3 separate regions of the Homo sapiens genome follow, and all the other regions are linked to region 3. Evidence: chromatin loops called from intact Hi-C (ENCODE). Cell type or tissue: endothelial cell of umbilical vein. All regions are shown on one strand.

Region 1 (8,000 bases), 99 kb before region 3:
GTGGCTGTGGGGAGGGTGGGCCTGAGCCTGAGAGCCTGGGGCAGGGGTGAGGGCCAAGTCCCAAGTTCCTGTTGCACCCTTCCAGAGAGAGACAGTGAGGGTCCCTGGCAGGAGAGCATGGACACAGGGAAGGAAAAGTCCCCAAGATGGGGAGGAAAGATGAAGGAGGGGCTTGGGAGGCCAGAGGGTGATGCTGTCACTCAGAATCGTGGAATTATTTTGCTGCCATTTGGTCAGCACTTGACATTCTGCAAAGCTCCAGAATGCTTCAGGAGCTAAAGTTTAGCTCATGGAATCCTCACAACACCCCGGAGAGGCAGCTGTTCTTGTCTTGTTTTTTTTTTTCTGAGACAGAGTCTCACTCTGTCACCCAGGCTAGAGTACAATGGTGCGATCCCGGCTCACTGCAATGTCTGCCTCCCAGGTTCAAGCGATTCTCCTGCCTCAGCTTCCCGAGCAGCTGGGATTACAGGTGTGTACAACCACACCTGGCTAATTTTTTTGTATTTTTAGTAGAGATGGGGTTTCACCGTGTTGGCCAGGCTGATCTCGAACTCCTGACTTCAAGTGATCTGCCCACGTCGGCCTCACAAAGTGCTGGGATTACAGGCGTGAGCCACTGCGCCCAGCTGCTGTTGTTATTTTTATTATCCCAGTTGCATAGATAAGGAAACTGAGGTACAGAGAGATTGAACACTTGCTTGAGGCCACCTGGGGAGGCAGATGGTAGGTCTGGGCTGTGACTATACCTCGAACCTGTGCTTTGAACACTTGCCCCTCCTTGCTCCTTCTCCGGATCTGGGGCTGCTGGAGGGACAGTTTTGACACATTGGCTTGGAGAAGCCTCTGGGAGGCTGGTCCCCAGGATGGTGATCCAGAAATTCTAGGCTTAGGAGGGGGTCTCTGAGTTCCAGGCAGCCCCAGGGCGTGGGGGTGAGAACAGTCCCAGTGCCTAGAAGGGCTTTGCTGGGGCCCTAGGTGGGGCAGGGGACCCCCGCATCCACACTCCCCTGGTGGTGCCTTCCAGTCTGTGGCTGGAAGTCCCAAGGTTCTGTCTCTGGCTGGGGCCTCTTGGCCAGCCCATCTGGATGCCTACTTGGCCTGCTTGGCCTTGATGTGCAAAAAAACGACACTCCTGTCCTTGCCCCAGGCTTGCTTCTCCCAGCCTCCCTCCCCTCAGTAAATGGTCTCTGCAGCACCCCGGTGCTCAGGCTCAAAGCCTGGAGCCTCTGTCAGCCTCTCTCCCTCCCAAACTCATGAGGCTCTGGGAGCAGATCCCACTGCTCTACCTTCCAGGAAGTCCAGATCTGAGCACAACCCCCAGGCCCACCCCCACTTTGGGTCCAATGGTGCTGCTCTTCCGATCACCCGATCACCTGATCACTGCAGCAGCCTCCTGGCAGGTCACCCTGCTGGTCCCTGCTGCCTGGTTTGTTCTCCAGCAGTAGCCAGGGAGATGTGGAGTCAGGGCACAGTGCTGCCTGCTCAGAGCCCTCCAGATCTCCTGTTTCGCCCAAAGCCAAAGGCACGTCCGCACGAGTCCCTGTCTCTGCCTAGCGCGGCTCGGGGACCTCACCTCCTACATCTCTTTCTCAACTCTCCCTCTGGCCACATTGGCTTTTCTGCTTCTTCTCGGACTTGCTGGGTGCATTCCTGCCTTGGGCCTTTGCACTGGCTTTCCCCAGATATCCACAGGGCCCTGCCCTCTCCTCTTCTAGGCTCTACATAAAAATGTTGGAATCCCAGCACTTTGGGAAGCTAAGATGGACAGGTCACTTGAGCTCAGGAGTTTGAGGCCAGCCTGGGCAACATGATGAAACTTTGTCTCTACAAAAACTACAAAAATTAGCCAGGTGTGGTGGCCTGTGCCTGTAGTCTCAGCTTCTTGGGAGGCTGAGGCAGCAGGATCACCTGAGCCCAGGAAGGTTGAGGCTGCAGTGAGTTGAGATCACATCACTGCTCTCCAGCCTGGATGACAGAGTGAGACCCTGTTTCTACAAAAACAAAACACAGCGTCCGGCCATGCCCCTGATGGCCTGGCTCCCTCTCTGCTTCCAGCTGCTGCTCCACTCCTGACCTGCTGTGCTTGTACAGAGTGGTAGCCCCACGAGGGCAGGCAGGACTTCTGCCCTTGGTTTCTCCAGACTGAGCATAGAGCGTGCTTAGGCATCATCTGATGAATGCTGGGAGCTCGGGCCTGGCACCGTCAACCGTCATGGAGAGCGTCCACCGAGTAAGCGCTTACGATGAGCCCGCGGCCACGCTGGGGCTCACCCTTCCTCTCCCTGTGTAGTCTTCCCAGCCACCTGCTGAGACAGGCACTGTTCTTAACCCTGTTTTACAAGTGGGGAAACTGAGGCCTAGAACAGTTAGGTGGCTTTCCAGACAGCTGCATCCTCAGAGCTGCCGTCAGCCAGAAGACGGCCGGGGCTGGGCATGGTGATGAGACCGCACCCTCTCTGGGCCCTCACTGGATGCCGGGCATGGTCCACGCACTTGACGTTTGTCAATTGCCTTATCCCCGCATGTCAGAGAGAGACAGCTATCCCTGCCTCTCCTGGGCGTTTCCTAAGCACCGAGTTCTTCCCATTCGTTATCCCCTCGAATCTCTGCAGCAGCCTGTTGGGACCATTTATTATCTGTGTTTACAGAGACTGAGACGTGGAGAGGTTGTGTCGCTGCACAAGGTCACAGAGCTAGTAAGCAGTAGAGCTAGGATTTGAACCCAGGGCCCAGAGCTGTTCTTTTAGGCTCTGCCTCTGCAGCTGCTGTCCTGGCTGGAAGCCCTGTGGCCATGAGGAACCCAGTGCCTGTGGTTTGCTGGGATGCCTGTGCCTCACGGGCCGTGTGATACCAGTTGCTTTTGAGAGCGTGGCAGAGGGCACTTCCGGGCAGGTGCTGATCAGGAGCTCGTGTCTCTGTCCCAGGGCAGGGTGGGGCTTTTCCTGCTCCTGCAGTCCTGGAAGCAGGAGGTGTGGGGCTCATCCGAGGCACTGGCTGCTGGGAGATCTTCCCATGGAACGCAAATACTTGTCAGTCCATGTATTGAAGTTTTGGATCACACTGGCCTTCAGGGACTCCCTGGGCCTGGTCCAGAGCCCTGCCCGCTCCTGGGAAGCAGCCGCCCACCAGCAAATCAGAGCCGTCCTGGGTCCCGGCTCCTGCCATCTGTACCCATCAGACACACAGAGCCACCTCTGCAGCCTCCCAGGCTGCCAGATAGTAAAACAAAATCCTCCCACAGGGTCTCCTGATAGTGAAATGGGACCGTGGCAAGACTCCTGTGTGGATGCCTGGGAGACATTACTTTTCTTCTTCTTTTCTTTTTTTTTTTTTTTTTTTTTTTTTTTGAGACAGAGTCTTGCTCTGTCGCCCAGGCTGGGGTGCAATGGTGCGGTCTCAGCTCACTGCAACCTCTGCCTCCTGGGTTCAAGTGATTCTCCTGCCTCAGCCTCCCGAGTAGCTGTGACTACAGGCATGTGCCACCACACCCGGCTAGTTTTTGTATTTTTAGTAGAGACAGGGTTTCACTCTGTTGGCCACGCTGGCCTCGAACTCCTGACCTTGTGATCCACCTGCCTCGGCCTCCTAAAGTGCTGGGATTACAGGCGTGAGCCACTGCGCCCGGCCCTACTTTTTTCTTTAGTATGTTAAGCTGGGAGAGAACCAAGCTCAAGGGTCATCAGTGGCCTTCTGCCCTATGAAGGACAGGCTTGAAGCCATCACCAGGTGTCCCCGTGGCACTGTGGGGAAGGCTACTGGATGGTTCTGTGTGAGGGGTGTCCCGAGGGACAGCACAGAGAGGTGCGCTCTGCCTTCCTCCTGCCTCAAGTCACTCTTTGAGTGAACCTGCTTTTGTGCCTCCTCTGAGCGACCCTTGGACCTGCCCCTCACATCCTGGCCTGCAAGGCCTGGCAGCCTGCCTCTTTGGACCTTTGTCCATGTCTCCCACTGCGTCCCTGTGTTCTGGTGGCTCCCCACCACCTCCCCACTCCTGCTGCTCTTTCCTCTCCCTGTGGTACCAACGCTCCCCCTACCTCCTCCTGCCTAACACCTGGTCTTTTAGGCCTCAGCTCAGATGCCTCTCATCTGAAGTCACACCCTGCCTTAACATCGTTGGGCTGTCCCCATCGTGGCGTGGCCCCATTTACTTCTCGTCCGTCCCCCCAGCTAGAACCCAGGCTTCTCTGACCCACACCCCTCTGTACACCCAGCACTGAGAGGCCCCACAGATGCTGCCAGAAACCAGCTGCAGAGCAGGGAGGTGGAAGGCCTCTGCCCCGGAAAAGCATGCGCCCATAGGTCTGTTTGATCTGTGTCAGCATAGCATACCGTAATGTACTTAATCACCCTCAAACAACACACACTTGGCTTCATTCCACTTTTAGGTCTTGCAGACAGTGCTTGGCTCCTTCCAAGATGGGCATTGCCCTGCCCAGAGGCGGTGCCTAATTCTTGCCTGGCTCTGTGCAGCCCTGCCCTAACAGCCTTTGGCCAATGGGTGGCGCCATAGCCACATACATTGACTTGGGGGTGAAAGAGACAGTTCCAGGCATCGCTTTACTGTGACCTGTTGTGAGTAGGGCAGGGTTTGCTGGGGGACAAGCCCGTGCAAACCAGAATGGGGAAGCATCGGGCCACCCTTGCCAGCTCTAGAACTTTTCTTGCCCAGCCCCAGATGCAGTCACAGAGTCCCTGCGCCTGTGTGCAGGAGAGTCACCTGGGAAAGGGCTCAGACAGAGGCTCCCAGCCTACCTCCAAAGAAGCAGGTGCTGGGTTTGGGGTGGGCCCCGGAGCTTGCATGTTAACCCCACCTCAGTGAGTCCTCATGTAGGTGGGTGAGCTGCATGTCGGTGCTTTGGGGGCGGCAGGCGGTAGGTGGGAGAGCACAGACGCACACACCAGGGCTTGAAGTGACTGCCACATACTCTGTGTGCTCTGGGACGCTTGCCTAATGTGGCACCCCTTGTCGGGGTGCTGTGAAGATCACCTGGGCCAGTGATGTCGGAGCTGGCCCAGGCCCCTCCCTCACCTGCTCCCTGCCCGCCCTGGGAAGCCTGAGGGCTCCTCAGTGTCATGCTGTCAATGTCCTAAGGAAGTGATTGTTGCAGTAGAAAGTCATGGCAGTCCTCTGGGAAATGGAGACTCACATTCCCCATGGCTCAAACACAAGGTCATCTTTTGTGTCATTTATTCAGCAAAGATGAGAAATAAGTCAATTCTGAGTGTTGGTCAGGATGCCGTGAGGTGGCAAAGGCCAGGCCAGTCACTGCTGTTCCGAGAAACACTTAGGACCATATATAAAAGTATTTGTCCTTGGGCCCAGAAAATAATCCCAAATGCAGAAAACGGTTTAAGTGAAAGGGTGCCCATCACAGCATTGTTTGTAATGAGAATCAACTGGGGGTGCCCCACATCTCTAACAGAAGAAGAATGTTCAATTCCACCTGGCTAGCAATTGAAAGTAATTTTCTAAAAAAAAGTTAGGTGTGGTTGCATGTGCCTGTAGTCGCAGCTACTCAGGAGGCTGAGGCTGGAGGATCGCTTGAGCCCAGGAGGAGTTTGAGGCTGCAGTGAGCATGATTGTGCCTGTGAATAGCCATTGCATTCCTGCCTGGGCAACACAGCAAGGTCCTGTCTCTATAAATGATAATAATTTTACATTGGAGTGCTATGAAAAGGAAGTCACTGGAAAGGATAAGGAAGTCTTTCAGACACAGCCACCGTCTGAGTGTTCGTGTCTCTCATGTGTTGAAATTCTCACCCCCAGGGTGATGGTATTAGGGGGTGGGGCCTTTGGGAGGTGACGAGGGTATGGGGGTGGGGCTTCATGAATGAGATCAATGTCTTCATGAAAGGGTCCCGAGGGAGCTCATTTGCCCCGGCCACCACGTGAGGACACACGAGAAGCACTGTCTGTGAACCAGGAAGCCGGCCCTTACCAGGCATGGAATCTGCCCGTCCCTGATCTTGGAATGACCCAAGTCCCTGGAGACTTCCCCCCTCCAGGACTGTGAGAAATAAATTTCTGTTGTGTCTAAGCTGCCCAGGCTATGGCATTTTGTTCTGGCAGCCCAACGAACTAAGACCCAAAGCTACAGAGGATGATCCCCAGGGTAGATGAAGAGAGAAAAGCAGGGTGCAGCACCACCTGTCCATGTCCACCATCTGGGAGCCCCACCATGTGGTTGTAGATGCGGAGTCCGATCTGACACATGGGACCCAGCTGCCAAGGGGTCCTGTGTGACAGGAGACGAGGTGGCCAGAGGTAGACCCAGCACCATAGGCTTTTTTGTTCCTTTTACATTTTGAATCATGAGAATGGGTCGCCTATTTGAAGGATAAATAACATTGAAAAAAATTTTTTTTTTTGAGACGGAGTCTCGCTCTGTCGCCCAGGCTGGAGCGCAGTGGTGCGATCTTGGCTCACTGCAAGCTCCGCCTCCCGGGTTCACGCCATTCTCCTGCCTCAGCCTCCCGAGTAACTGGGACTACAGGCACCCACCACCACACCCGGCTAATTTTTTGTATTTTTAGTAGAGACGGGGTTTCACCATGTTAGCCAGGATGGTCTCGATCTCCTGACCGTGTGATCCACCCGCCTTGGCCTCCCGAAGTGCTGGGATTACAGGCGTGAGCCACCACACCTGGCCACTTTTAAATTTTTAAAAAGAATAGTTGGGCCGGGCACGGTGGCTCACGCCTGTAATCCCAGCACTTTGGGAGGATGAGGCAGGCGGATCATCTGAAGTCAAGAGTTTGAGGCCAACATGGTAAAACCCCGTCTTTACTAAAAATACAGAAATTAGCCAGGCGTGGTGGTGCACATCTGTAATCCCAGCTACTCAGGAGGCTGAGGCAGGAGAATTGCCTGAATCCTGGAGGCGGAGGTTGCAGTGAACCGAGATTGCACCACTGCATTCCAGTCTGGGCAACAGAGTGAGACTCCATCTCAAAAAAAAAAGAATAGTGATTGCAAAGAGCCATGTCACAACACGGGCAGATTATTTTTCCCATACTGAATGAAAAAGAATCAAGGTGAGAGTGTATTTAGTGTTTTGTTGTTGTTGTTGTTTTTGAGATGGAGTCTTGCTCTGTCACCCAGGCTGGAGTGCAGTGGCGCAATCTCAGCTCACTGCAACCTCCCCGTCCCGAGTTCACCTGATTCTCATACCTCAGTCTCCTGAGTAGCTGGGATTACAGATGTGCACCGCCACGCCCGGGTAACTTTTGTATTTTTAGTAGAGATGGAGTTTCACCATGTTGGCCAGGCTGGTCTCGAACTCCTGGCCTCATGTGATCCGCCCACCTCGGCCTCCCAAAGTTCTGGAATTATAGTCATGAGCCACCGCGCCCGGCCTAAAGAAGAATAGTGATTGCAAAGAATGTGTCACAACACAGGCAGATTATTTTTCCTACGTTGAATGAAAAAGAATCAGAAGGTGAGGGTGTATACTTAGTTTTTGCACAGCTATATTAGACTAAAACTGTGAAACGAGCCAGGCAGACGAACAAGTGAGACAACAAAACCCACCCCGATTCTTGGGAAAAAAGCCTGGAAAGACAGATCCCAAAATAGTAACCATGGTTATCTTTGAATGGGAGGAGTGACGTTCCCCTTCTTTCTACTTTTCTGTATTTCCCAAATTTTCCATAATGGGTATGTATGCATTTGTTCACTTTATATTAAGCAAATAATGCATGCCTATTGTGAGAAAATCAGAAGAAAGGAAGAAGCAGCTGGTGATCCCATCACTTGGGGAATCGCCTGCAGCAGTTGCTTTGGGCTGGACTCTGCAGGGCTCCTCTACATCCCTGTGCTTTTGTGTTTAGGAATGCGCGGTGCTAGGCCGGGCGCGGTGGCTCATGCCTGTAATCCCAGCACTTTGGGAGGCCGAGGCGGGCGGATCACGAGGTCAGGAGATTGAGACCATTCTGGCTAACATGGAGAAACCCCGTCTCTACTAAAAATACAAAAAAATTAGCCGGGCATGGTGGCG
Region 2 (8,000 bases), 190 kb before region 3:
TGTTGGCCAGGATGGTCTCGATCTACTGACCTCGTGATCTGCCTGCCTTTGCCTCCCAAAGTGCTGGGATTACAGGCATGAGCCACTGCACCCGGCCAACTATTTTTTTAATGTACTGTGAAGAGTAACGGAGATTACACCTTTAAGGCACTCGGCAGGGTGCCTGCCTAAGTCAGAATCCAATGAATAGTGTTTGCTGTCCTATGACCGCTAGCAGCTGCATCCAGAGAGGCCCTCAGGTGCCCTGGGCTCTGGTGCCACCCCCCACGGTCCCTCAACAGAGTCACAGACACTCTTAACTGAAGGGGACCCACCATTGATGCAGAAATGCCCTTCCCAGTGTCCATCCCAGCTTATATACCCTAGTGACAGAGTGCTCACTACCTGCTGGGCCATTCATTCTCTTCCAGAGACTCTTTCGCGGGGGGAAGTTCATCCTCAGGCCCCCCTGCAGCCTCTGGCCTCTGGGCCTTGCTGTGTTCTGCAGCCCCCAGAGCCAGGACCATCCCCCTGTGCTGGGGGGGGGAGGGCAGATGGACAGACGGTGCTCAGGGCACAGACCATCTGCCTTCTTCCCTCCGGGCCTCATTGCACAGCCCCTCCATGGCCAGGCTGCCCCATGGAGTTGGTCCGCATCCTTTTCGGGTTGACTGCGAGGCCCACTCTCTTCCCTGCCTATTGCCTCATAGCAGGCATTGTACCAGATGGTGCAGAGCCCTGCACTTGGAGACATCCACAGCTGAGTTCAAGTCCCATTGGGTCACTTCATGGCTGTCTCACCATAATAACATAATTTAAAAAGAGTAGCGTGGGTTTCCAGTTATGACCCAGCCATGAAGTCAGCAAATGTATGGTGCAGGGGCTGAGAGGTGCCTCCTGGCCAGGCCATCAAGGTAGGTTCTCCACTCTAACAGTTACTGGTGATGCCATCTTGGTGCCCCGCAGACTCACTTTATCCATATGTGGAACGGGACACTTAAACACTCTTTTCTGCAGAGGGTGGCTGTGAGTTATACCCAAGCTAATGTCTATGGGTAGGTGAATGAGCCTGCCTATTCCCAGTGGGTCCTGTCTTGTGATTTCTCCAGCCTTACCCCTTGGGGTGACTCTGGTCTTCCCTGTCCTCTTTCCGTTGACCTTTGTGCCTCTACTCCCTCAGTCCCCAGTAGGCAGTGGTTCTGGGCTGAGAGGTCGTGTGGGGTAGCGGGCTTCACGTCCCTGAACCTCAGCTTCCTCCTTGGTAAAAGGGGTGACGACACCCACCACTGGGGTGGAGGGGCGAGAAGAAAGAATGCGACAGGAGCAGCTCAGGGATCGTACCAGGTTCTCCACCGTGCGCAGGTAGCGGGTGCAGTGGCTGTGGCCGTTGAAGTCCGACAGGTCGGCGGCCGTGTACCCGTCGCGGTCGCGGACGTCCAGCTCCGCGCCGTTCACTACCAGGATCTGGCAGCACTGCGGGGGCACGCAGTGAGGACCCGGCCGCGGCCGCGAGCTGGGACCCCCGCGCCCGGGCAGGGCCGTGCTGAAAGCGCGGTGCCAGCAGAGGGCGCGCGCCCCCACCCCGGGCCCGCGCTGACCTCTAGCTCCCCGTTCTCGGCGGCGTCGTGCAGCGGGGTCCCGCCCCACAGGTCAGCCGAGATCTCCCCGCCGTGCAGCAGCAGCCAGCTGAGCACCTTGGTGTGGCCGCGGCTCGCCGCGAAGTGCATGGCGGTGGCGCCGTCTTTGTCCTGCTCGGACAGGCTCACGTCGGTGCAGCTCACCTGGGCGGGACGGGCGGGGAGAGGGGGGCGGGGGCTGGGCGCCAGGCCCCTGTAGGCCCGCCCCCTGTACCTCCGTGGCCCGCCCCCGCCCCCCCGCCCCACCCCTGATGGCCCCGCTCCCTCCACTCCCCGCCCTGCCGGCTCCGCCCCGCCTCCCCTGCTCCCCGCCCGGGCCCGGAGCTCACCAACCACACGATGACTGGGCTGTGGCCCATCTGCGCCGCGGCGTGCAGCGGGGTCATGCCGTCGTGGGCGCGCGCGTGCGGGTCTGCGCCGCATTCCTGCACCAGGTACTGGGTCACCTCCAGGTGGCCCTCCTGGCACGCCAGGTACAGGGGCGTGGCACCGTTCTTGGTTTGGGCATTCACTCCCCTGCGGAGACACAGCGCCCACCGTGGGCTTTCAGCGCCTCACCCCCTCCGAGGCCTTCTTACCCGCCCCCATCCCGTCCCGGGGAGCCCTGGACGGCAGGGAGAGTGGGTGGGAAAGGGCCCTGTCACCGGCCCGCTGCTGCCCGGGGGGCTCCCCCTGGACTGAGTCCTGAGCCACCCTCCCTCAGAGGTCCCTGAGGGCGTCCCACCCAGCACTGCCCTGCCCTCAGTCCTACTTTTTTTTTTGAGAAGAAGTCTAGCTCTGTCGCCCAGGCTGGAGTGCAGTGGCTCGATCTTGGCTCACTGCAACCTCTGCCTCCCGGGTTCAAGCGATTCTTCTGCCTCAGCCTCCTGAGTAGCTGGGATTACAGGCATGTGCCACCACGCCCCGCTAATTTTTTGTATTTTTAGTAGGGACAGGGTTTCACCATGTTGACCAGGCTGGTCTCGAACTCCTGACCTCGTGATCCGCCCATCTCAGCCTCCCAAAGTGCTGGGATTACAGAGCCACCGCACCCAGGCTCAGTCCCACTTTTTAACCGAGGTCTACAAAGATGTGGTGAGCTGGCCTCTTCTCCCCTCTCACCCACTGTCACCATGAATCCCCACACCTGCTGTGTCTGACCTCTATCCCTTTCATTGTGTGCCCCCTCCATCTGGAATGTCCTTCTCCTCCCTCTTGAAGACTCAGTACCCATCCCTCCTCCATGAGGGCCACCCTGATTTATTTCCCCCTTGCTGGCCTCCGCCCCACACTGCCCAGGGCCACTTGAGCATGACCTGTCATGCTTGGTTGACCATAACTGATTTTGACCTTTGCCTCCCCCAGAAGACTGAGTTCCCAGAGGGCAGGGTGGTAAGGGTTGCCAGACAAAAGGCAGTTCACACAATTCAATCTGAATTTCTGATAAACGGATAATGCTTTAGTATTCTATATCCCAAATATTGCATGGGACATACTTATACTAAAGTACAGCTTGTTTATCTGAGATTCAAAGCTAGTCAAACGTCCTGGGTTTGGTTGTTGCTGTTTTTGTTAATCTGGCAGCCCTCAGGATGTCCACTATGTACTGAATGCTTCTGCTGTGCTAGCTCTGGGCTACGGCACTAGCAAGCAGGTTCTTCTTTTTTATTTTTATTTTTGAGACGGAGTCTTGCTCTGTCATCCAGGCTGGAATGCAATGGCGCAATCTCAGCTCACTGCAACCTCTGCCTCCTGGGTTCAAGCCATTCTCCTGCCTCAGCCTCCCAAGCAGCTGGGACTACAGGCATGTGCCACCACGCCTGGCTAATTTTTGTATTTTTAGTAGAAACCCAGTTTTGCCATCTTGGCCAGGCTAGTCTCGGACTCCTGAGCTCAAGTGATCCGCCTGTTTCAGCTTCCCAAAGTGCTGGGATTACAGGTGTGAGCCACCGCACCCGGCCATCAACTATTACTATGACCATCAACTGAGATTACACCGGTAAGGCACCTAGCAGGGGACCTGCCAGAATCAGAATTCAGTCAATGGTGCAGCTGCAGCTGAGGAGGCTCACAGGTGGGGCTGGGACTCTGTGCCATCACCCATAGTCCCACAACAGAGGCACAGACTCAGCTCTCTCCTCGGTCACACAGCTGGTAAGTGGCATTTGAACACCCATCTGTCTGTGCATGCAGGGCCTGGCCGGCAATATGGGCATGCAGGGACTGAAGAGCTGGAATGTGTCTCAGGGGCTTCTCCTAGGGCCTAGCTTTCGGCTGTCACTGTCCCTTATCCTTGCTCTCCCAGCCCAGAGGGGGGCCTTTGAGCTGTGCCACAGTCTTGCTTCTTGTCTCTTTGTCTTCCCAAACCCATCCATGAAATGGGGACAACAGTTGTCATCCTGACCTTGTGCAGAGTGCCTGAGAAGTGCTTGCAGAGCCCTGAGCACAGGCCTGGTGCCTGGCGCACAGCCATTGCTGAACTTTAGGATCCTTCCTTGTGCCTGGGAGGACCAGCCACCAGGAGGGTCTATGGCTGGCCTGGTGTGTCCAGGTGAACAGCCAGGGTGCAGTTACCACCGAAGGACACTAGGTGGAGCCACAATCTATCCCCAGACCCAGGAGAAGCTCCAGGTTGGGGGCCGCGACCTATTGGGTTCCAATTCACCTTTTGTGCTTAGGAGGCCAATTCTTCACAGGACTTCACATCCTGCCCATCTACCTCCCCCAGTGTTTCACCCCCTAGATCAACCACATGCTCCACCCCGCATTCATCCCTCGCTCACCCATCCAACTGCCCATCCGCTTGTTGCCTGCCCATCAATGGGCACCAGGCTACCCCCCTTTGCCCACCCACCCTCTTGTTCCCAACACGACTTAGCCCCTCTTCTGACCCCTGTCACGTGTGCCCTCTCCCTCCCTCTCACACACATCCTGAGACCCTCCCAGCTGGCATCTCCCTGTCCCTAAAGCCCTGGTTCTCTGTCTACTTCCCTGACTCCTGAGACCCCAAGGCTGTCTGCAGCCCCCATGGACCTCCACTCACTGATTTCTCCTCCCTCCCCACTCCCTAGACACAGGGCTGCCATTTGCTGGGGCTGATGCTGAGCCCGGCACTTCACGATGGTGCGGGGAGCAGGCACCATGCCTGGTGATCCAGAGGGGGTCCCGTCGACATAGATGAGGGAGACAGAAGACACAGCTACGTATCTATCTTCAGAAACATGCTGGCTCGTGGCTGCCAGCCTCCACACCCCAGCGCCAGCGTCACCCCCACGCACACTCACATGCTGCTGCGTCAGGAACAGGCTGTTGAATATTTCATGACTGACACTCAGCGGCCTAAATTATTCACCCCGTAACCAAGGCACAGTGAGTGCCGGGGTCTTGGGGATCAGGGGCTGGTGGGGGCCCACTGGGTTCTATCTGTAGAGGCCCACGGCGGTCTGCACAGCTGGTGGGGGGGCCAGACCTGCGGTGAGCTCTGCTCTCCCAGCACCCCCCACTTGGCAGAGATCCATGACCCAGGGGTGCCCAGCCAGCCGGAGAAGGTCTGAGAAGCTGGCACCAAGCAGGATCTGAGCAGCAGGGGGCAGTGGTACCCACAGCCTCCTGCAGGGCCGCTGGCTGGCATTCCCAGCCCAAGTTCCTGGCACGGAATGAGCCCTCAGTAAGTGCTGGAGCTCATCACCATTCTCGTTAGTATTCCACCATCTGCACTCACACGCCCCATTATGGAGTCAGAGCCTCCAGCTTGGAATACCCCAGAACATGGGACAGATATGCTGATGGGCTGAGGGGGAGGGGATCCTGGCTCAACATCCCCTTGGAATACCCCAGAACATGGGGCAGATATGCTGTTGGGCTGCGGGGGAGGGGATCCCGGCTCAACATCCCCCTCCACCTTGGCCTGAGGACAAGAAGAACAATGGGCACTCTCACAGTCACTGGGGAGTATTACAAAGATATGGATGAGCATAAGGACCAAAATGAAATTCTCATCACACACCTGGAATCCAAGCACCTTCGGAGGCCAAAGCAGGAGGACTGCCTGAGCCTAGGAGTTCGAGACCAGCCTGGGCAACATAGAGAGACCGCCATTCTCTACAAACAATACAAAAATGAGCCAGGTGTGTTGGTGCACACCTGTAGTCCCAGCCGCTCAGGAGGCTGAGGAGGTAGGATCACTTGAGTCCAGGAAGTTGAGGCTGCAGGGAACTATGATCATACCACTGTACTCCAGCCCGGGTGTCAGAGCAAGATCCTGCCTCTAAAATAAATAAATAAATAAATAAATAAATAAATAAATAAGAAAAAATTCCCATCACTGGAGAGAGGAATTAATAAAAGTAATAATAGTAAATAATAATAGTGATAGCAGCCACCATTTACTGAATGATTACTCTGTCTCAAGCACTGTGATGAGTACAACACACACGTTCTCTCAGCTGGTCCTTGTAACCCCACAGGACAGGTGTTAGCATTGTTCTCCTGGTACAGATGAGGAAACTGAGGCACAGAGAGCTAAGATCACTCTGTGAGAAAGAGGCAGAGCCCCAATTTGAGGCTGCGTCTCATGCAGAGCCTGCTTCTGACTCCAAATGTGCCACGTCTACACCCCTTCTGCTCTTGGTTGGTCTGTCCCTCTGCCTCCCTCCCTCCCACCGCACAGACCACTGCCCTTCTCCCGCAGACCTCACTGCTGGGAACTCAGGAACACTCTTTGCCAGCTGCTGGGGCACAGCCCCGGCAGGAGGACCTGCAGGGAGGGCCCCGGCTTCGCTATAAGGAGGACCTGGCTCAAGTCCCGTGCCTTTGAGCTGTGCCACAGTCTTGCTTCTTGTCTCTTTGTCTTCCCAAACCCATCCATGAAATGGGGACAACAGTTGTCATCCTGACCTCATGCGGAGTGCCTGAGAAGTGCTGGCAGAGCCCTGAGCACAGGCCTGGTGCCTGGTGCACAGCCATTGCTGAACTTTAGGATCCTTCCCTGTACCTGGGAGGACCAGCCACCAGGAGGGTCTATGGCTGGCCTGGAGTGTCCAGGTCCTGCCAAGTATGGGCCAGGCTGGGCACCATTTCTGTTGTGGGGAACACTACCTAGAGGGGAGAGGATGGGTCTTTGGGGAGACCTCTGACTCCCAGACCCCTGCCAGCTCTAGCCCCGACCACAGTGACAGCTGCAGAAAAGTGCTCCCAGACCAAGCCCTTGCCCTTTGCCCCGGCTTTGACCCAAACCCTCTTTGTAGGTCAGAGGCGCCCTGGCGATGATCATATAAATCATGATTTGTTTTCTTTCTCCTGGGAACAAAGATGCTATGGATGAACTGTAACTATTCATCAAGTCACCTCTGATTACACAAAAGAAACATGGGTCGCCCGTGTGGGCTGTGGGAATCTCCGGCGGAGACTGGTGCCAGCTGACTGCCAGCGCCGCCGCAGGGAGTGAGCTGCCCATGGGGCCAGACCCGGGCTGAAGAATGATTCCCGCAGCCCTCCCCACTGCCAGTCATGCCTCCCCAGAGGGAGGCCAGGAAGAGGCTCTCCATCCGAGGATCAGTCCAGCTGCGGCCTGTGACTGCTTTGAATTGAAATTCACCGAGCCTATGGTGGCTCTATGGCTCTCGGTGTCCTCCAGTCAAACTTCCCGGCCTATGTTAAAAGATTCCCGAGTAGGCCTGGCCCAGGGAAGAAATGCAGCCCTGATTTGAGAAAGGTTCTACACCCCAGGCCGTCAGCTAGCATGGAATAGTTCCAGAAGCCTACAGTTGCCTGCAACTCTCCCAGCCTCCCAGGTCTTCCTCCTGGCCCCTAATTAGGCCACATTTGACCCCACCTGAGGCCTCTACACCTCCCCGCATCACTGCCAGTTCCATCAAGGCAGGGCTGCGAGGCCCACCCTCTTTTCATTAGGGTCTCAGCTCTCCTCTCCTCAAAGACACCTGGCTTCCCTGACCCCTCAATTTCAAGAACCATCCCCATCGCTTCCTACCAAACTGCTCATTTCACTACACAGCACTTGTCACTCCTGAATTATCTTGTTCTCCTATTCCTCAGACCCATACACACATGGATAGAAGAATGTATGGCTGACGTGATGACGGGCCGGGCAGTTGGGTGCACCCAGTTGCTTTTTGTTGAATGAATAAATATGAGAAGGGACATCCAGGCCAGGAGTAGGGGATCTCTCTTCACTCATGGCCTCAGGCTGGTAGGGCAGGTTAGGTCCACTTGCCAGACAGGCTTGGGAATGCTCAGAGGGGAGTTTTGTCTAGGGTCACATGCAATGAGCTATAGGCAGAGTGGACAAGTCCCTGGGATTCCATACCCCACTCATTCAGCAGACGTTTACTGGAGTCAGGCTCTGGGCATACAGAGCCGGGAAGACAAAGCCCCTGGCCTCATTAG
Region 3 (8,000 bases):
TCGCTGGGCTCCGCGTCCTAGGACCGCCGGCGCCTCCCCACGGACGCCAGGCAGGCCAGGCCGCTCTCCGGGGCCGCAGCACCAAAGACGCCCGCCTCCGCCCCGCGCGCAGACATGCGCCACCCCTCCCAGGGGTGAGGGGGCGTTGGCCTCAGCGTTTGTCTTCCGGCTCCTCCCAGCTGGCCTTGTCCCAGGGGCGACGGCTGCCCCGGACGACTGCGCTGGGCACCGCATGTCCCGGGCCGAGTGAGGTCGGGCCTGGGGAGCTGAGTGACATCCCAAGCTTGGGCTTGGGTAGTGAGTGACATGTGCACACGTCCAGCTGCGCCATCACCAGCCCTGCGCAACAGGACGTCGGGAGCAGGGAACCTGAGACAGGGCCACTGCGGGATCGGACAAAGCCCCGCTTTGGAGAGGCTGAGCTGGAGCCATTGGCCTCCCCAGGGGCTTTCCACCCACACTGCACCATAACCGCCACACCCTTCGGGGGGGGGGAGGGTACAGAGGGTCTCTAAGCACAGGGGTGTTCAGAGCCCGAACAAGCTTTGATCAGGTTTCCCTGCTTCCGACCTGTCCTGCCTCAGTTTCCCCATCTGTGATGAGCAGGTGACCACGTTAACTCTCAGGGCTGTTTGAAGTCTCTTGGTTGTAGGCCCTCGCCACTGAGTGGCCCAGGTGTGAGAGGTAGTCTAGAGCCCTCTGCGGCCTTTGTGGAGGTCCGTTTTCAGCATGTGGCCTGGTGTGGCTCCCTAGGCCTGAGGCCTCCCACTCTCAGTGCCCCCTGCCCCCTTGGGAACCCACACTCCACCCCAGCTAAGCACAACACTGTGGACCACCACCAATGGCACCTGAGCCACCTTGACCACCATTAGTGTCCCCACCCTCATTACTCTGCCGTCGTTGCCTGTCCCCACCACATCATCTCCCTCCATGGCTCCCACCATGACGCTGGCAGGTGCAAGCGGAGAGCACGAGGGCAGCAGGGCCTGGCCTTCCGTGTCCCTGCGTCATCCCCAGCCTCACTCCCCACCCGTGCAGGCCTGGCCAGGAAGGGATCCTGGCAGGGGCTTCCAGGTTCTCAGCTCAAGGCCTGGTCCCGGGCAGGCGTCCAACCCCTGGGAGCAATGTATTTCTTTGCCTTCCATCCTGGGCAGACCCCTTACAGGCCTGGGCATTGCCATGGGCCCTGGGTCTTCCCAGGCTAAGGAGAACCAGGAACAGCTATAACCTTGAGCTAGTGAAATAGGGTAGATGAGAAGGCTGTCTCCTCCAGACCCCTACCCCTACACAGTGGCCCCACAATATGAAGACCTGGGGTAATTCCAAGGTGAGCATAGAGCCTGCCTGTGCCCAGTTCCTTCTGGCCCTCAGGTGGCCAAGCCCATCTCTTCATCCTTCAGATAGGGTCCCACTCCCAGAAGAAGCTGCTGGGGTGGGGGTGGGAGGCTGCCTAAGCCTGTCTGTGCTTCAGAGGCCCCTCCAGTCCCTGGCTGTGGGGTAACTGGGGGTATGAGCTGTGGCCACAGGTGAGCAAGGCAGGGAACTGCAATCCAGCCCTGGCCGCGGGAGGGGCCATCTCTGGCCAATGCTGCTGTGCCTTCAAGGACTGACAAGTTACGTAGGGGCAGAGGTCGCCAGCTAGCCAGTGTCTCCTCCATCTGGGGGGCGTCTGTCCACTTGTCACCTTAGGTTTTCACTCATTTGTCACCTTGGGGTTTTGCTCTGTGTGTTTCATATCCAACGGCAATACTTGCAGGGGGACAGAGTCCTCTAAATACTCCAATCCTGCGGTTTTTACAAACATAAAGGGGGAGACCCCAAGTGGAGGACCCTGGGCCTGGAGCTCCCTCCCAAACTTTGTCCAGCATCCAGCCTGTTCCCTGGGCTCACTGGGGAGGGAGTTGTCTTCATAGCACACCCAGAGCCAGGGATCCCTTTGTAGTTTTTTGACAACGGAGCATTTCTCTTCTGTACAGGACCCAATAAAAACTTCCTTATGATTTGCACCTGGCATTCCAAGGCTGGTTTCGTAGAAAACCCTTCTACAACCCCACAGCAGGGCTGGCCAGCTGCCCTTAATGTCTTCCTCTGGAACCTGAGTTCTTCTGGTAGTGTGACATTTTTGGGGGGTTGGACTTGCTCTCTGTCTTCAGACAAATGCTCAGGTCCCACCAGCGAGTGAGGAGTGAGATGGTCCTGGAGTAGCAACAGGATGAAGCAGTGGGGTGGGCTCCACAGCCCACCAGTGGAGGAAAGGCCCTATTAGCCCAGGTGGCAACCCCTGCCCCAGGGTTGGCACCTGGGGCTGCTAGTCACCGTGAGCTTGACTGAAGAGACAGAACAGGGCAGGGCAATAGGAGCTGGGCCTAAGCTGCTTGGGACTTGTCGAGCCCCTGTCCCCCCGCGCGCCCGCCCTGGAGTTTGGAGGAAGGACCTTTGGGTCTGCAGTGCAACACCGCCACCTGGTGGACTGCAGAGGGATTTGTCCTGGCCTCTACCCCACCCCACACCGCGGGAAGCAGACCGGAGAGGCCACCCTGGACGGCGACAGCCGGGACTCCCACCCTCGCCCCAGCTCCAGCGAGCCCATTAGGTGCGACAGTGGAGCTGGGTTTTTGAAGGACCGTGGGTCCTTCTCCACGCGTTTGGACCAGGACGGGTTTAGTGCCCTGCAGGTCAGGGCCGCCCAAAAAGAGAAGAGCTTCTGTAGAAAGTTGGTATTTGTGGTTACAAAAGATGCACCTAACTAGGCATCGCAGGGGTGGGAGACATTAGACCTCTGGTGTCCTCTTGATACCGACTTCGCAGATTCGCGCTGGCTTTATTCTGAATTACAAGGTGTCGGGAGAGGGTGCCAGGATCTCTGACCCCACAACCCAAGCTGCCCCTCGCTGGCCCGGACTCCTGGGCCAGAAGCCCAGGGGAAGAAAATCTGACTTGAGAGCCTCCCACCACCGAAGTCCGTGCGCAGCAGTGACCTCATTATGGACCAATAAAGTGGCGCAGCGCGCTCCGAGAGCCGTCCAGGGATTGGATTCTCCGGCAGCCCTAGGGATCTGGAGCTGCGGGGTCTACGGGGTCCGGGCTTGGAATGTGGGCCAGGGTCTTTGTCGAGCGGAAGGCGTTCCCCTCTCCCACGAGAGGCACCGGGTTCACTTTTGCAGCCTTCAAGCTGGTGCCACCAAGCAATGGGTCCCTTCCAGGAACCGCGTGGGCGGGGCGTCCGGTTGGGGCGGTGCATCTTAGGGGCGGGGCTTCTGAGAAGGGTGGGCCTCGGGGAATGCGCCAGCCCGGTGGGCAGCACCGCTTGCGAAGGAGGTCCTTGGAAGTCAAGAGGATCCCGGGTTGGGGGAGGCTGGGGGCCCCTTGCCGGCGGGGCGGGGCCAGGCGCGCTTTGTGCCGGTGGGAACCGGGCGCCCGCGGTCCGCTGAATGGTCCGGGGCGGGGCAGCGATTCTCCTCGCTGCGAGGGGTCAGCTCTGCGCTGTTGCCAACTGCGACATTCCCACCGCTGCGCGGCAACCGGGCGGGGGTGGGGGCGGGCGGGTTGCCCGCCAGGGGTCCCTGGGAAAGGGGCGCAGCCCAGGACACCCCCTCCCAGCCCCTCCGGAGGATGGGCGGAGAGCGAGCGGTCCGGCGTGTGTAGGTGGAGCTAGAGTGGGGGTGGATTATGCCCAGACGCGCAGACCCAGTCCGGCAGGGCTGGGGGTATTTCCCTGCGCTTGCGGGGTGCGCGGCCCTCTCCAAGCCACCCCCGCCCCACGACCAGAACGGACGACTGGGGGGTCCTGGCAGTCACTGTGGGCGTGCTGAAAATAGTCCCTGTGTCGCGAGACCAAATAGGGAGCGCCTTCAGTTCAGGTCATCCCCGGGGCTTCCCCAGGGCCGCCACACGCGCAGGCCCAGCCCGGGACTCTCGGCGCAGCGACTCGACGCTGGCTGCGGCGGGGGGACGCTGGCGGACGAGCCAGGGAGACTTTCGGGGAGGAGGAGCAGGGGTGGTGGGGACCGCGGGCCGCCGGCGGCCGGAGCAGGAGCCCAGACGGCAGGGGTGCAAGGGCGGAACAGCGCGGGCGCCTCCTGGCCCAACCCGGCGCTGTCCATGGTGCTGCCGGCGGCGCTCTCGGGCACCAGGGGGCAGCGCAGGCCGCTGCCGACCTCATCTCCGCGCCGAAGGAGCTGGCTCACGCCGGGCAGGCAGCTGCGGAAGCCCGACGGTTGCTCGGCTCCCCTGGGCACAGGCCAGAGCCCTGTGGGGAAGAGCGGACGCGAGAAACAGGGAGGGGAAGAGAGGGAAGGGGAAGGGGAGGGGGAGGGAGAGGAGGGGAAGGGGGAGGGAGGGGAGGGGAGGAAGGGAGGGAGGAGAGGGGAGTGGAGGTGGAGGGGAAAGGAGGGAGGAAGCGTGTTGAGGAAGGGAAGAGGAGGGCGGAGGTCAGACGACCCGAACGTCTCCCCCGGGGTCCAGACCTACCACCCAGATTGCAATCGCACAGCCAGCCCGGGCTTTACTGCTCCTCCCTCGCCCCCTAGCGAGCTGGGGCCCCCTCCTCACCAACTGCACCTGCCTCCGAGTTGTCCTCTTTATATTTGCTGTCTTGCCATGTTGCCCAGGCTGGTCTCAAAAGCCCGGGGTCAAGCGGTCCTTGAGGTATCCCTCTTTATTTGGCCTTGTGCATCCCTGGCTCTGATCCCACAAGCCTCCCCCTCCTCCCTCCAGCCCTCCCCTATACCTTGCAAGGAGTTCTGAAGGCTTCTCATGTACTTCACGCTCAACTCCAGGATGTCGGCCTTCTCCAATTTGCGCTTCCGGATCTACCCGACCATGGAAAGGTCTATTAGACCGGCCTCCCGAGGTGGAGAGAGGGAGGTTGGGATCGTATCACCCACCCACCCCCACCCCGCCTGAGTCTCACCTGGTGCGAGTAGTGTTTCTCCAGCAGCGACTTGAGCTGCTCCAGTGACACATTGATGCGTGCCCGGCGCTTTTTCTCCATCAGCGGCTTGGAAATCTGCAGATGAACAGCCTTTAGAGTGCAGGACTGCCACCCTCCTGCCCTCGGCACCCCCCCACACCTCCCGGGGAAGGGTGCCTGCCCCTAGTCCCTCAAGACCCCAGACCTTTCGGAAGTTGCCGGGGAGGCTGCCCCGGGCAGCAGGCTCCGTGCCCATGTTGCAGTCCATGCACCAGTGCGAGGCAGCGCCGCCTTTATAGGGACCCTCGTTTACATGTCAATGAGGCCCTCTGGACTCTAGAAACCTTGAGGAGGAGGGGACCGAGGGAGGACGCACTGGGAAGCTCCCCACCTCCTTCCCTCAGCCCCCTCCCATAGCCTAGGCTTCCTCTCACCTTCAGGACCCCCCCTGTCTCCCGAGGGACCCCCCCCTCCCCTTTATCTGTCTTTTCCTTATCTCTCTGGCCTCCACCACTTCCCCAGTCTGAGGACCCCTGCCATGCCCACCCCCTCCATGCCCATCCTGTCCCAATCCCCGTAAGTTCTCCAGTCCCACTTGCCAAGTCCTTGATACCCTGGAGTGCAAGCATTCCAGGGGTCACCTACTGGGGAGGTACATGGGCCAGCTGGCCACAGGCTGCCTCACTGACTATGACAGGGCTCTGGGCTCCCTCGGGACTGATGAAGATGCCAAGGCGACGCCTCTTTATGCACTTCATGCTCTGGTTATACCCGCAACGCCGCATTAGTTGCCCTAATGTCGGGACAATGCAGCAATTTTCTGCCTGTGGCTGCTCAAAGCCAGGCACAAGCTGAGCCCGCGGGGGCCATGCAGCAGCCTGTGTCCCATTAAAGCATGCAGCCCACCCGCGGGGCCACAGCCAGCCTCATCCTTGCTGGGGCCTTGGGATTGGGAGGGGTCCTGGTGAGGGTGCAGCCTGGGTCCTGTGTTCTCTGACACTGCTAGGATCCAACGCGGACTTCCCACAGGAGGCAGGTGGGGTGAACACGGCTGCCTCTCCCTTCCTTACAGCCCTGGGCTTCCAGGCTGGGTGGCTTTGGTGGTAGACCCTGTCCCCATGGAGAAGCACTAGAAGTCTACTCCCATGAGCCTGCTCTCAGCTCCACGCACAGGTGGTGGTGGCAGGAGACCACTGACATTCTGGGAAGAGCTCCAGGCCACACTTCGAGAGATCCAGGGCCCGCACCCCAATCTATGATTCAGACTACGGCGGACCCAGTGGAGGAGGCGCCTGGAGCACTTGCCCCAGGATGGGCTAGGCCTACAGCAAGGCTCTGGGGCCATCCCCCTGGTTGGACTCCAGGAGGCTGAACTGTAGCTGCTGTGATGGACAGGAAGGCTGACCTCCAGGAAGTCCCTGGGTTCAAACCTAGACACCTCCCATGGGCCCTCATGGCTTTAGTTTTTGGGGCTTGTAAAATTATATTCTGAACAATGCAGCCCCCATTGCTTCTGAGGGTGACAGGGAAGTCGCAAAAATTCTGCAGCTGAGCCCTGTGGCAGAGGAATGAACAAACCGGCTTCTGTGTAGGGACTCAGGGTGGGGTGCGCCCCCCAGCTCTATCAAGCCAGGGCATCTCCCCCCAGCCCGCCCCCGCCTACCCTTCCCAGGATAGCGGCGTTCCCAGGCGCCAAGCAGCGTGGAGAATCGCGCCACGCCCTCCCCCTTTCAGGCCGAGGCAGCGGCAACAGCAGCTCTGGGGCTCTGTCCAGCCCGGACCGCAGGGCCCGCGGGCCAGATCCGGGCCGACCCGGGCCTGGGAGGGCGGCGGGGGCCGAGACCAGGCGGCGGGCGCTGGCACGCGCCGGGCAGCTTTGAAGCGCCAGGACCGGCCGGGCCGGGGCGTCCTCCATGCGACTCGCTCCGAGCTTGGGGCGGTGGCGGCGCGGTATAAAGGCACCGCGGGGCGGGCGGGCGGCGCGGCCGGGCACAAAAGGGGCAGCCGAGTGTTAAGGGCATTGTGCGGGCCCCACAAAGCGGCGCCCGCGCCCGCCCCCGCCCCCTCGGGGCCAAACTCCGGGCGCCCCGCCAGGCGCGGACTTCCAGCTGCTGCACATCTGCACAGAGGCCTGGCGCGCGTCGCGCCCCGGCGGGCCTCCCCCTCCCCGCGTTCTCGAGCTGCGGGGCAGCGGGGCAATTTGTCCTCTAATTACAATCCTTCCCTATAAACCGCCGCCCGCGCCTTTCAACTCGAGGGCATTAGCAAACCAATGGCCCTCCGCGCAGCTCTCGCGGCCCGCCGCTGGGTGCCGGGCCCGCCCCCTCTCCTGAGTCCGGGCCGCCATAAAGGGGCCACGAGGCTGCCCCCGCCCGAACCCCGACACCCGCCGTTCCCAGGGCCACCACCCCTCCCAAGCCCGTCCCCTGGGATTCCAGGCGCATCGGGCCGGGGGCGGGGGGACGCTCACGTGGATAGCTTAGTGTTTCTTAAGCAGTGGAAAATTGACCGCAAAATGCTCTAATTCGCAATGTTCTGCTTTGGCTGCGGGAGGCGAGGCCCGCCTCAAGGCCTGGGCGGAATTCTCAGGCGTCGCTCCGCCCTGGTCCACTGAATGGACTTCCGCCTCCGTTGCCCCCCGACCCCAACCCCGACACTGCCCGCCGCGCCCCCTGTCCTGTGGCCCGTTTTCGGTCAGTGGTCTCCCCACCTGGAATGATCCCCCTACTTTCTGACGCCCCCACCCGTGGCTCCTCCATCACAAACAGCCTCCTTGGCCCGCTACTCGCCTTACACTGGCCGAGGGTCGCGCAGGATCAAGGTGGGGAGAGATCTTGGTGCGATTTCCACCCTCCCCTTTCCCGAGCTCTGAGCCGAGTTTCTCCCCACCATCGCCACTTTACCCTCACTTCTTGCTCCTATCTCTGGGCAGCCACTTCCCCTACTAAGTTAAAGTCATTGTGCTTTGCATCTGACAAGGTCATTGGGAAAGACAGCAGACTAGTCTCTACAGGGACCCTTCCCGGAAACCCAGGCTGAAGACTCGGGGTCCACCCTCCACCCCAGCCTGTCACGCTGATTACAAGCC

What was found. Peaks named below come from ENCODE experiments on the same cell type or tissue, not always from the same donor. Only the 100,000 strongest peaks of a DNase experiment are listed, where the experiment ranks them.
Region 1: a loop joins it to region 3, with 22 times the contacts of the local background. A loop is called at or near these places in 106 of 110 quality-filtered maps.
Region 2: it touches region 3 in a loop (10-fold over the local background); 38 of 110 quality-filtered maps call a loop at or near these places.

Annotation. Positions count from the first base shown.
Region 1 is chr1:6,340,114-6,348,113 of GRCh38, reverse strand. The region is part of intron 2 of ACOT7 (acyl-CoA thioesterase 7); the gene reads left to right. Among named protein-coding and RNA genes, the nearest start is that of ACOT7, 50 kb to the left of the region's middle. RefSeq lists a silencer at 4,331-4,625 and an enhancer at 7,548-8,000. In endothelial cell of umbilical vein, CTCF peaks have their summits at 4 (motif pointing left) and 4,498 (motif pointing right); a DNase peak (open chromatin) is centred at 4,503; H3K27ac peaks cover 289 bases.
Region 2 is chr1:6,434,386-6,442,385 of GRCh38, reverse strand. It overlaps ESPN (espin), which reads right to left. Exons shown (of 13, transcript NM_031475.3): 3 at 1,946-2,132; 4 at 1,578-1,760; 5 at 1,321-1,452. Among named protein-coding and RNA genes, the nearest start is that of MIR4252, 8.5 kb to the right of the region's middle. RefSeq lists enhancers at 1-465, 466-967, 2,196-2,709 and a silencer at 1,848-1,957. In endothelial cell of umbilical vein, CTCF peaks have their summits at 1,512 (motif pointing right), 4,177 (motif pointing right) and 5,134 (motif pointing right); a DNase peak (open chromatin) is centred at 4,175; H3K27me3 peaks cover 240 bases.
Region 3 is chr1:6,241,359-6,249,358 of GRCh38, reverse strand. HES3 (hes family bHLH transcription factor 3) reads right to left here and starts at 5,180. Exons shown (of 4, transcript NM_001024598.4): 1 at 5,118-5,180; 2 at 4,913-5,008; 3 at 4,730-4,811; 4 at 3,781-4,249. The coding sequence starts at 4,993. The coding sequence ends at 3,852. It overlaps GPR153 (G protein-coupled receptor 153), which reads left to right. Exons shown (of 6, transcript NM_207370.4): 6 at 1-2,006. The coding sequence ends at 21. RefSeq lists silencers at 18-87, 3,184-3,483, 3,604-3,743, 3,894-4,053, 3,897-4,248 and an enhancer at 4,485-5,042. In endothelial cell of umbilical vein, CTCF peaks have their summits at 2,480 (motif pointing left) and 4,121 (motif pointing right); DNase peaks (open chromatin) are centred at 2,458 and 4,118; H3K4me3 peaks cover 380 bases; H3K27me3 peaks cover 2,679 bases.